2 separate regions of the Homo sapiens genome follow, and region 1 is linked to region 2. A link is an interaction called in ENCODE POLR2A ChIA-PET data of the cell type or tissue named here. Cell type or tissue: MCF 10A. All regions are shown on one strand. Each heading gives the region's core, and the rest is flanking DNA. Links, peaks and the distances in the headings are about the cores only.

What was found. ChIA-PET counts read pairs that join two places held together with the same protein. Peaks named below come from ENCODE experiments on the same cell type or tissue, not always from the same donor. Only the 100,000 strongest peaks of a DNase experiment are listed, where the experiment ranks them.
Region 1: POLR2A ChIA-PET joins it to region 2 with 5 read pairs; 10 of 35 experiments call an interaction of 5 or more read pairs at or near these places.

The regions. Positions count from the first base shown.
Region 1 is chr11:787,890-792,670 of GRCh38, reverse strand. It overlaps CEND1 (cell cycle exit and neuronal differentiation 1), which reads left to right and starts at 2,581. Exons shown (of 2, transcript NM_016564.4): 1 at 2,581-2,641; 2 at 4,013-4,781. The coding sequence starts at 4,095. The coding sequence ends at 4,544. SLC25A22 (solute carrier family 25 member 22) reads left to right here. Exons shown (of 10, transcript NM_001191061.2): 7 at 1-118; 8 at 213-367; 9 at 454-529; 10 at 603-2,196. The coding sequence ends at 756. RefSeq lists a silencer at 2,441-2,670. In MCF 10A, for the core only: no CTCF peak of the experiment used is centred there; no DNase peak of the experiment used is centred there.
Region 2 is chr11:710,759-716,346 of GRCh38, reverse strand. The region is part of intron 4 of EPS8L2 (EPS8 signaling adaptor L2); the gene reads right to left. Among named protein-coding and RNA genes, the nearest start is that of EPS8L2, 7.3 kb to the right of the region's middle. In MCF 10A, for the core only: no CTCF peak of the experiment used is centred there; a DNase peak (open chromatin) is centred at 3,336.

The DNA.
Region 1 (4,781 bases), core at 1-4,000, 77 kb before region 2:
AGCCCTCAGTGGAGGCTCCAGCTGCCCCTCGGCCCACGGCCACCCAGCTGACCCGCGACCTGCTGCGGAGCCGTGGCATTGCCGGTCTCTACAAGGGACTCGGGGCCACGCTGCTCAGGTAGGAGGCACAGGGCAGGTGGGGGGAGGGAAGGGGGAGGCCGGCCTGCCCACCCCACCACCTCCTGTCCCCACGGCCACCTCCCTCCCCACAGGGATGTCCCCTTCTCTGTGGTGTACTTCCCGCTCTTTGCCAACCTGAACCAGCTGGGCCGCCCGGCGTCCGAGGAGAAGTCGCCTTTCTACGTGTCCTTCCTGGCCGGCTGTGTGGCTGGGAGTGCCGCCGCTGTGGCCGTCAACCCCTGTGATGGTCAGTGCATGGGATGGCGCCCGGCTGGGGATGGGGCGGGACTGAGCCCTTGGCCAGGCTCACACTGACCCGAGCGCCCCTTGCAGTGGTGAAGACGCGGCTCCAGTCACTTCAGCGAGGCGTCAACGAGGACACCTACTCTGGGATCCTGGACTGTGCCAGGTGGGGAGGTCCCACGGCGGGTGGGGCCTGGGGGCCTGCGTACCGGGCTGACCCTTTCGTCCTTCCTCCACAGGAAGATCCTGCGGCACGAGGGCCCCTCGGCCTTCCTGAAGGGCGCCTACTGCCGCGCGCTGGTCATCGCGCCCCTTTTCGGCATCGCACAGGTGGTCTACTTCCTGGGCATCGCGGAGTCCCTGCTGGGGCTGCTGCAGGACCCCCAGGCCTGAGCCCAGCACCCGCTCCACCCCAGCCAGCTGGGCAGGGCCGGTGTGGGGCTGGAGCCAGGCAGCTAGCCCAGGACGGAGCAAGGGAAGACCCCTCCCCAGCCCTCCCGTCGGCAGGGGCAGCAGGGGGCAGGGTGCAGGGTCCACATAGGTGGTGCACACGCAAGCCCCCCGGGGTGCTGCCTGCACCGTTGGGATCAATGTCTCATTTATGTAGAAAATGCAGAAATCTTTACATTCCTCAAGCTAGCCCCTGCCCCAATCCTGCCCTGGCCTGAACACCCCCAGGGACAGAGCTGGTCTCTGGGCTGGGGGCCCCCGGGCCTGGGCCGGGCAGGCTGGACCATACCCCCAGTCCACCAGCTCCAGTCTCCACAGCCATCCTGGCCCACACAGGCACCCCACACAAACCTATTTATTGAATCTGCTGGACCCAAGCGGCTCTCCAGCCCTTCCGTCCTTCCCCAGCCGCTCTTGTCGCCTTGGCAGGACTTGACTCTGCCTCCCTGGCCAGCCTTGCAAGAGGACTGGGGTCTCCTGCCCTCTCTGTTGAGCCAGGAATCCCAAGTGAGGGGTTGCCCTGAGGTCTGACTCTTGGGGCAAGCCCGCCACCCACTGTGGGACTTTCTGGTGGGCTCCTCAGCTCCCACCCCAGGCTGGGGCCCAGATTGTGAGGTCTGTGTGCATGTGTGTGTGTATGTGTGTGTGCATGCGTGTGTGTGTTGTGGGGATCTGGCCTGGCCCTTGGGGATGGGGCTGCTGGGGACTGCCCCCCTTCCCGCCGTGGCCAGGCGCTCTGTGTGCTGTGTGTGCCCCAGGCTCTGTTGACCCCGTCCAGGAACTAACTTACCCAGCTTGGTCTCTCCTGAGTCCTCCACCCTGGCCTGGGATTGGCCAGGGAGCAGGGCGGGCATTGGGACCAGTGTGGAGCCTGAGGGTGCCTGCCCTGCTCTGGAGGGAGGGCCAGGAGCTGCCACACCCCCAAGTCCTCTCAGGGCCCACCCTCCTTTTTCAGCCTCTGCATAAGGCCCCTGGGTACACTGCAGAAGCCCCATCCTTCCCGCCTCCGGGCATAAGGCCCCTGACCACACTTCAGAAGCCCCATCCCCCCTGCCACCGGGCGATCCCTGCTGTGAGCCGAAGCTCTCCCTGCCCCGCCCTGGCCATGTGATCGTGTTGGTGACAGACCCTGATGTGCTGGTGCTGTGTCCCCAAAACCGGGGCCCTCCACAGAGGCCCCTTCCCAGCGACACTACCTGGGGCTCAGGCCTGGACCCCCCCAGTTCACGGTTGCTCCTGGGAGCTGCCCCTCCCGTCACATCAGAACCTTGGAAGCTGCTGCTGCTGCTTACAGAATTATATTTTTTTCTTTTGAAGAGTTTTAAGAAGTTGTAACTTTTTGTGTCTTGTCATGTCAGAGAATAAATAAATATTCTAAGTAGATGCTGCTGTCTGTCTGGGGGTCTGTTTGGGGGCGGGGGAGGGCAGTCCCCTCTTCCCATAACTGGCTCCCTTCAGACTGCAGGGCTAGGCCTGCGCACCCACCCACCGACCCCTCACCCACCGACCCGTCACCCACCGACCAAGGGGCACCCTGGCCTAGAGGGGATGCTGAGCGGGACCCGCCTCCTGCCTCTGGCAGTCCCAGATGGGACTTGGACCCCGCAGTTGCTCTCTCGGACCCTAAGTTTCTACCCCTGGATCTAAGGCGGAGCTGGGTTTGCGGATCCCACGGTTCCCGGCGGGGCGGGGCCCGGTCGCCCCTCCCCCTCCCCGCCCTCCTGCGCCGGGAGCAGTGCATTGTGGGAAACTCCCGAGCTCTCCTCCGCGTTCGCAGCCGCCGTCATCCCGCGGAGGAGCGCGCAGCCCCGGGGAGGCCGGAGGACGCGTAAGGCGGGGGGCTCCCGGCGGGCGGGGCGGGCGGGGCGGGCGCGGCGTCCTGCGGGGCGAGGAGGCGGCTCCGGGCCTTGAAGGTCACTGGGTTTGCGCGCGGGCCCCCCAGTTCTCCAGGGCTCAGTTGATCCCGGGAGAGGGAGGCGGCGGCCGGGATGTAAGTGCCACAAATAGCGAGGTTGGGGGGGCAGACCACCTGCTCTTTGCAAACTTGATGCCCAGCAGCTGAGCCCCCCGAGAACTGCAGGGGTGAAGGGACGGCTGGGCTTCCCTGGGAGGTGGCAGCAGCTGGGCCTCTTCTGGAGACGCCCTCATCATGCTGTGACCTTCGGGTGACCTTCAGTGTGGTCAATGCACCTGGCGGGGGGTGGGGAACGTGCCTCCCTTTCTCTGCAGGTCTGGAGGGCATTTCTCATCCTTCCCTGGGAGAGGCAGACAGGCGGCCTCTGGGGCTTTGGGGCAAGACCCACTCAGGTTCAGGGCGGCTGGGCCCCCAGGGCCCTTCCCACCTCTGCCTCGGTCATTGAGAATCTGGGCACCGCCTTTCCCACAGCCCAGAACCCTGTCCTCCGCCCTGACCCGCGGGCCAAGTGCAGCATGTGCCCACCCTGTTTAACGCCAGGAACCCTCTGCCCACAGAGACAGCACAGCCTTGGGCTGGGCGAGGACTCCCTGCTCCAGGGCTGGAGGCAGGCACGGCCCATGCTGAGGAGGGGGCCCCAGAGGCTGGGGAGGGGCAGACGGCCCTTGGAAGCACAGCCCCACGCTGACTTCCTGGAGAGACACCCCAGTTTTCTCAAGTCTGGGTTCTTGTGGGCCCACCCACCCTGATGGCTGCCTGAGATCCCAGCTCCTGCCCCTCCCCGCCCTCCTCCCCCTGGGACCCTGGCCAGGTCACAGCCTCCGTGCTTTAGTGTCCATCTCTGCAAAGCAGGAATGCTCTCCTGAGGAGGGGATGCAGTCAGCTCTCCCACTGGGGCTCCGATCACCTCCTTGGAGGGGAGAATGCTCTTCCTTCGAGTTCTCTGGGCCTGATCCTTACTTCCCCACCAAGAGCCTCCTGCCCCCGGCTGGTGGGAGGATGTGGCATTTGCATGGGCCATTTTATGGAGCACAGTGGGGTCCCCTACCTCCTCCCACCTGTGCGTGGCCCTTGCCTCTGCGGCTGGAGGGGCCCCTTGAGGAGTGGTCATGGACAGATGGAGTCCAGGCCGTGAAAGAGAAGTGTCAGAGGCCCACGGGAGGCCCCTGAGCTGGGGCTCCAGAGAGTCCAGAGAACTGGGCAGGGGCTGCCTGGGGACCAGGTGGTCGGGGCAGCACAGGGGGGACTGGACCCGCGCGCAGCCTCCCTTGTGTCTCCCTCCAGGCCCATAGAATGCCCAGGGGCGACAAACTGTCCTGAGCCCCTCTGGTGCAGCCACCTGCCTGTCCCATACGCCCCGCCCACCATGGAGTCCAGAGGGAAGTCAGCCAGCAGCCCCAAGCCCGACACCAAGGTGCCCCAGGTCACCACCGAGGCCAAGGTACCCCCGGCAGCCGATGGGAAAGCCCCCTTGACCAAGCCCTCGAAGAAGGAGGCCCCGGCCGAGAAGCAGCAGCCGCCAGCAGCCCCCACCACGGCACCTGCCAAGAAGACCTCGGCCAAGGCCGACCCTGCCCTTCTCAACAACCACAGCAACCTGAAGCCAGCCCCCACGGTCCCCAGCAGTCCCGATGCAACCCCGGAGCCCAAGGGTCCTGGGGACGGGGCGGAGGAAGATGAGGCTGCCAGTGGGGGGCCTGGGGGCCGAGGTCCCTGGTCCTGTGAGAACTTCAACCCCCTGCTGGTGGCTGGGGGTGTGGCCGTGGCAGCCATAGCCCTGATTCTCGGTGTGGCCTTCCTGGTCCGGAAAAAATAATACCTGGGGGCCAGGCGGGGGGCACGGAGCCACTTCCTGTACAGACCCGAGGAAGCCAGTGCATGCAGAGTTCACCCTTACCTATTCGTACACACGCACATTCATTACACACCTACATACGCCCCCAACACACGCGCACGGTGAAGAGGACGCCCGAGCCCACCCCTGCTGACCCAGGACTTCCCCAACCTCCAGGGCAGAAAGAGCCCAGGCTCCGGGGTCCACAGCACAGGATGT
Region 2 (5,588 bases), core at 984-4,983:
GAAACCCTATCTCTACTAAAAACACAAAAAATTAGCCGGGCGGGGTGGCGGGCGCCTGTAGTCCCAGCTACTCAGGAGGCTGAAGCAGGAGAATGGCATGAACCTGGGAGGCGGAGCTTGCTGTGAGCTGAGATGGTGCCACTGCACTCCAGCCTGGGTGACAGAGCGAGACTCTGTCTCAAAAAAAAAAAAAACCCCACACAAAAATTAGCCAGGCATGGTGGTGCATGCCTGTAACCTCAGCTACTTGGGAGGCTGAGGCAGGAGAATCGCTTGAACCCAGGAGGCGGAGGTTGCAGTGAGCTGAGATTGCACCAGTGCACTCCAGCCTGGGTGACAGAGTGAGACTCCATCTCAGAAAAAAAAAAAAAAAAAAAAGATAAATAATCTAAGGTTTCACCTTAAGCAGGTAGGAAAAGTGAATCAATGCCGGGCGCGGTGGCTCATGCCTGTAATCCCAGCACTTTAGGAGGCCGAGGCAGGCGGATCGTGAGGTCATGAGATCGAGACCATCCTGGCTAACGCGGTGAAACCCCGTCTCTACTAAAAATACAAAAAATTAGCTGGGCGTGGTGGTGGGCACCTGTAGTCCCAGCTACTTGGGAGGCTGAGGCAGGAGAATGGCGTGAACCCAGGAGGCGGAGCTTGCAGTGAATCAAGATCGTGCCACTGCACTCCAGCCTGGGCGACAGAGCAAGACTCCATTTCAAAAAAAAAAAAAAAAAAAACAAAAGAAAAAGATAAAGTGAATCAAATAAAACCCACAGTAAGTGGAAGGTAGAAAATTAAGAGGAGGTCAACGCACTTTACACAGACTACTGACAGACACAAATCAACAGAGCCCAAAGTTAGTTATGAGAAGGTTAATAAACTTGGTAAATCCCTAGCAAGCCTGATCAAGAAAAATACTAGAGAAAACACAAATTCTCAAAAACCAGAACAAAAGAGGGGGCATCACTACAGATCTTACAGGCAGGAGAGGGGATTAATAACCGAAACCTTCCCACAAAGAAAATCCTGTGCTCCGAGGGCAGCACTGGCAAATCCTAACAAATATCTAAGGAAGAAACAATAACAAGCTTTCACAAACTCTTTTTTTTTTTTTGAGACAGAGTCTCACTCTGTCTCCCAGGCTGGAGTGCAGTGGCGCAATCTCAGCTTACTGCAAGCTCCGCCTCCGGGGTTCACGCCATTCTCCTGCCTCAGCCTCCCGAGTAGCTGGGACTACAGGCACCCGCCATCCCACCTGGCTAATTTTTTGTATTTTTAGTAGAGACGGGGTTTCACCATGTTAGCCAGAATGGTCTTGATCTCCTGACCTTGTGATCTGCCCACCTCAGCCTCCCAAAGTGCTGGGATTACAGGCATGAGCCACCGCGCCCGGCCCACAAACTCTTTCTGAAAACAGAAGAGGAGGGAATACTTCCCCACCCATTTTATAAAACCAACATAACCCTGCCACACAACCTGCCATAGGCATTATACGAAAATTACAGACCAGTACCTCTAATGGACATCAACACAAAATACCCCTAACAACAATATTACCACATCAGTCCCTCAACACAGGAAAAAGGATCACACACTTGGAATAAATGAGGATTAGGCTGGTTCAACATTCAAAACAGTCAATCAGTGTGGTCCAGTACATTGAGACTGTCTCAAAAAAAAATAAAATAAAATAAAATAAATATAAAATAAAATTTAAAAATTAAATAAAAAAATAAATAAAATAAAATAAAATAAAATAAAATGGATCCTGGCCCTAAACGCAAAAGCCTACACTGGGAAGCATCCAAAAGAAAACACAGGAACTGGCCCAGCGCGGCGGCTCACGCCTGTAATCCCAGCACTTTGGGAGGCTAAGGCTGGTGGATCACCTGGGATCAGGAGTTCGAGACCAGCCTTGCCAACATGGTGAAACCCCATCTCTGATGAAAATACAAAAAATGAGCCGGGCATGGTGATGGATTCCTGTAATCCCAGATACTCAGGAGGCTGAGGCAGGAGAATTGCTTGAACCCAAGAGGTGGAGGTTGCAGTGAACCAAGATCACGCCACTGCACCCCAGCCTGGGTGACACAGCAAAGCTCCACCTCAAAAAAAAAAAGAAAAAAGAAAAGAAAAAGAAAACACAGGAACTTCCACAGTGAATTCCTAATTTACAAAAAATAAAAGAAAACACGGAAGAAATCTCCAGAAATTTGGTCAAAGGATGACTTCTTAGGATGCCAAAAACCCTAAACCATAAAAGAAAAACACATACGAATGGACATCATAAAAATTAATTTCCACTTATCAAACCACAATGATGGAGGCCGGACGCAGTGACTCAGTCCGTCATCCCAGCACTTTGGGAGGCAGGTGGATCACCTGAGGTCAGGCACTGGGGACCAGCCTGGCCAACATAGTGAAAACAGGTGGATCACTTGAGGTCAGGCGTTGGGGACCAGCCTGGCCAACATGGTGAAACCCCATCTGTACTAAAAATACAAAAATTAGGCCAGGCACGGTGGCTCACGCCTGTAATCCCACCACTTTGGGAGGCTGAGGTGGGTGGATCAATTGAGGTCAGGAGTTCAAGACCAGCCTGGCCAACATGGTGAAACCCCATCTCTGCTAAAGATATAAAAAATTAGCTGGGTGTGGTGGTGCGTGCCTGTAATCCCAGGTACTGGGGAGGCTGAGGCAGGAGAATCACTTGAACCCTTGAGGCGGAGGTTGCAGTGAACCAAGATCACGCCACCGCACTCCAGCCTAGGTGACAGGGTGAGACTCTGTCTCAGAGAAAAAAAAATTTAGCCAGGCGTGGTGGCGGGCGCCTGTAGTCCCAGCTACTCAGGAGGCTGAGGCAGGAGAATGGTTTGAACCTGGGAGGCAGAGGTTGCAGTGAGCTGAGATCGCGCCATTGCACTCCAGCCTGGGTGACAGAGCGAGACTCCGTCTCAAACACACAAACAAACAGAAACTGTGGTGATGAAGGCAGGCAGGTGTTGCCAGAGGTTGGGGGTAGCCACCAAGGTCGGGGATTCACAGGTTTGGAGTGATGGGGCTGATGGGTCGACTATGGTGGCAACAGAACCACACCCCCACGTACACATGGCTTTTACTGTGTGATAACTTAGAAAAAAGCAAACCATGGACCCGGGCTCAGGTGCCCCCCACCCACTGTCAGGGCCAATCTGATCCGGCCCCCACCTGGCTGGAGAGACTTCCCACCAGACTCTCACCCTCTCTCTGGTCCCCAGTGTCCTCATCGGGGAGAGGCAGGAAAGCCCCACCCACCCTCCACTCCTCACTCTGTTGGCCTCTGGGCAGACGAGGCTCCTGCTGGCTGGGGGCCAGGCCAGGCCAGCTGGGGCCAAAGTCCAGGAGCCAGGCTGAGAGGCCCCAGGCTCCTCCCGAAGAGGGCAGAGTCCCTGAGAAAGGTGGTGGAGCTGCCCAGGAAGAGGGGACTAAAGTGAACTCGGCCACTGCTCTGTGCCTTCCCCTGGACACTGAGCTGGCCGAAGTCACCAGCCTGGCTGTATGCAGGGTCTAGCTGCCCAGGCTGCTGGGAGGGCCCTGGTCACCCAAAACAGCCCGATTCAAGAGCTCAGGGACTCCTGATGGCTCTTTGGACCCATTGTACAGACGAGGAAACTGAGGCTCAAAGAGTAGTGACCTGTCTCACCTCTGCAGGTGTGGAGGACAGCAAGGGGGAACCAGGGGGCATTTTGGGCCCCCAGCCAGGGCTGTTTGTGGCAGAAAGGACTGGTCCTGCAGGAGGACCCAGCTCCAGGCTCCCTCACCCTCCCTCCTTTTCCTAGTCCTGTAGGCTTGGACCACAACCGGAAGCCCAGCTCGCACCCAGGCTTGGACGACAACCGGGAGCCCAGCTCGCACCCAGGCTTGGACGACAACCGGGAGCCCAGCTCGCACCCAGGCTTGGACGACAACCGGGAGCCCAGCTCGCACCCAGGCTTGGACCACAACCGGGAGCCCAGCTCGCACCCAGGCTTGGACCACAACCGGGAGCCCAGCTCGTACCCAGGCGCAGGGGCCTTTTTTTTTTTCCTTTTGAGATGGAGTCTCGCCCTGTCCCCCAGGCTGGAGTGCAGTGGCGCAATCCCGGCTCACTGCAACCTCCATTTCCCGGGTTCTAGTGATTCTCCTGTCTCAGCTTCCCAAGTAGCTGGGACTACAGGCTCCCACCACCACGTCCAGCTAAGTTTTGTAGTTTTAGTAGAGATGGGGTTTCACCATGTTGGTCAGGCTGGTCTCGAACTCCTGACGTCAGGTGATCCACCCGCCTCGGCCTCCCAAAGTGCTGGGATTACAGGTATGAACAACCGCGCCTGGTCCCTTTTTTTTTTCTCTTTTTTGAGATGGAGTCTCGCTCTGTTGCCCATGCTGGAGTGCAGTGGTGTGATCTCGGCTCACTGCAACCTCCGCCTCCTGGGTTCCAGTGATTCTCCTGCCTCAGCCTCCCGAGTAGCTGGGATTATAGGTATGCACCACGACGCCTGGCTAATTTTGTATTTTCAGTAGACATGAGGTTTTGCCATGTTGGTCAGGCTGGTCTCAAACTCCTAACCTCAGATGATCCACTCACCTCAGCCTCCCAAAGTGCTGGGATTACAGGCGTGAGCCACCGCGCCTGGCCTAAGACTCTGTTGCCCAGGCTGCTGGAGGGCCGTGGTGGGATCCTCCTGCCTGAGCCTCCCAAGTAGCTGGACTACGAGCTCACACTACCAGGCCTGGCTAGGAGGGGGGAGGATTGCTTGAGCCTAGGAGTTTGAGACCAGCCTGGGCAACATAGGGAGACTTCCATCTCCACAAAAAAATAAAATAATTAGATGGGCATGGTGGGGCCAGCCTGTAGGCCCAGCTACTGGGGAGGCTGAGGTGAGGGGATCACTTGAGTCCAGGAGGCGGAGGCTGTAGTGAGCCAAGATCGCACCACTGCACTCCAGCCTGGGCACCTGGGTGACAGAGCTAGACCCTGTCTCAAAATGAAAGAAAGAAAAGAAAAGAGAGAGACAGAGAGAGAGAGAAAGAAAGGAAGAAAAAAAGACACACACACACACACACACACGCACGCACGCACACACGCACACACGCACACAAAACCCCCCAAAAAAACATTTCCTGAGTTCTCCGTGTCAATGAAACTGACCTAGGAGAACAGAAAAGCCCTCAGGGCTGGCGGCTGGTCCGGCGCGTGCAGGCAGCCCCGTCTGAGCCCTGAGAAGCAGCCCGGGCCTCCCTGAATCCCCCATCAAGGGCGTCTTTGTTCTGCCTGCTCCCTCCCGATACAGTTCCTCGTTTTGGGGCCAGGATGATCATCTCCTCCAGGGGCTCTTCCCATCCAGGGCTGGGCAGCAGCCACAGTGTTTTCCCGGCACACCCTGGGCTGCCTCACCCCCCAGGCCGCGAGTTCCCAGGACTGGAACCAGAGGGGCGCTTTCCCCGGCCCCGTGGCTGAGCCCGGGACAGTGTGGGCAGTTCTGGCTCTGGCCTCCCCCGGCCCCGTGGGTGTCAGAAGCTGGGCTGACCACTCTCCCTGGAGCTTTCCTCCCTTCCTCCCTTCCTCCCTTTCTCTCTTT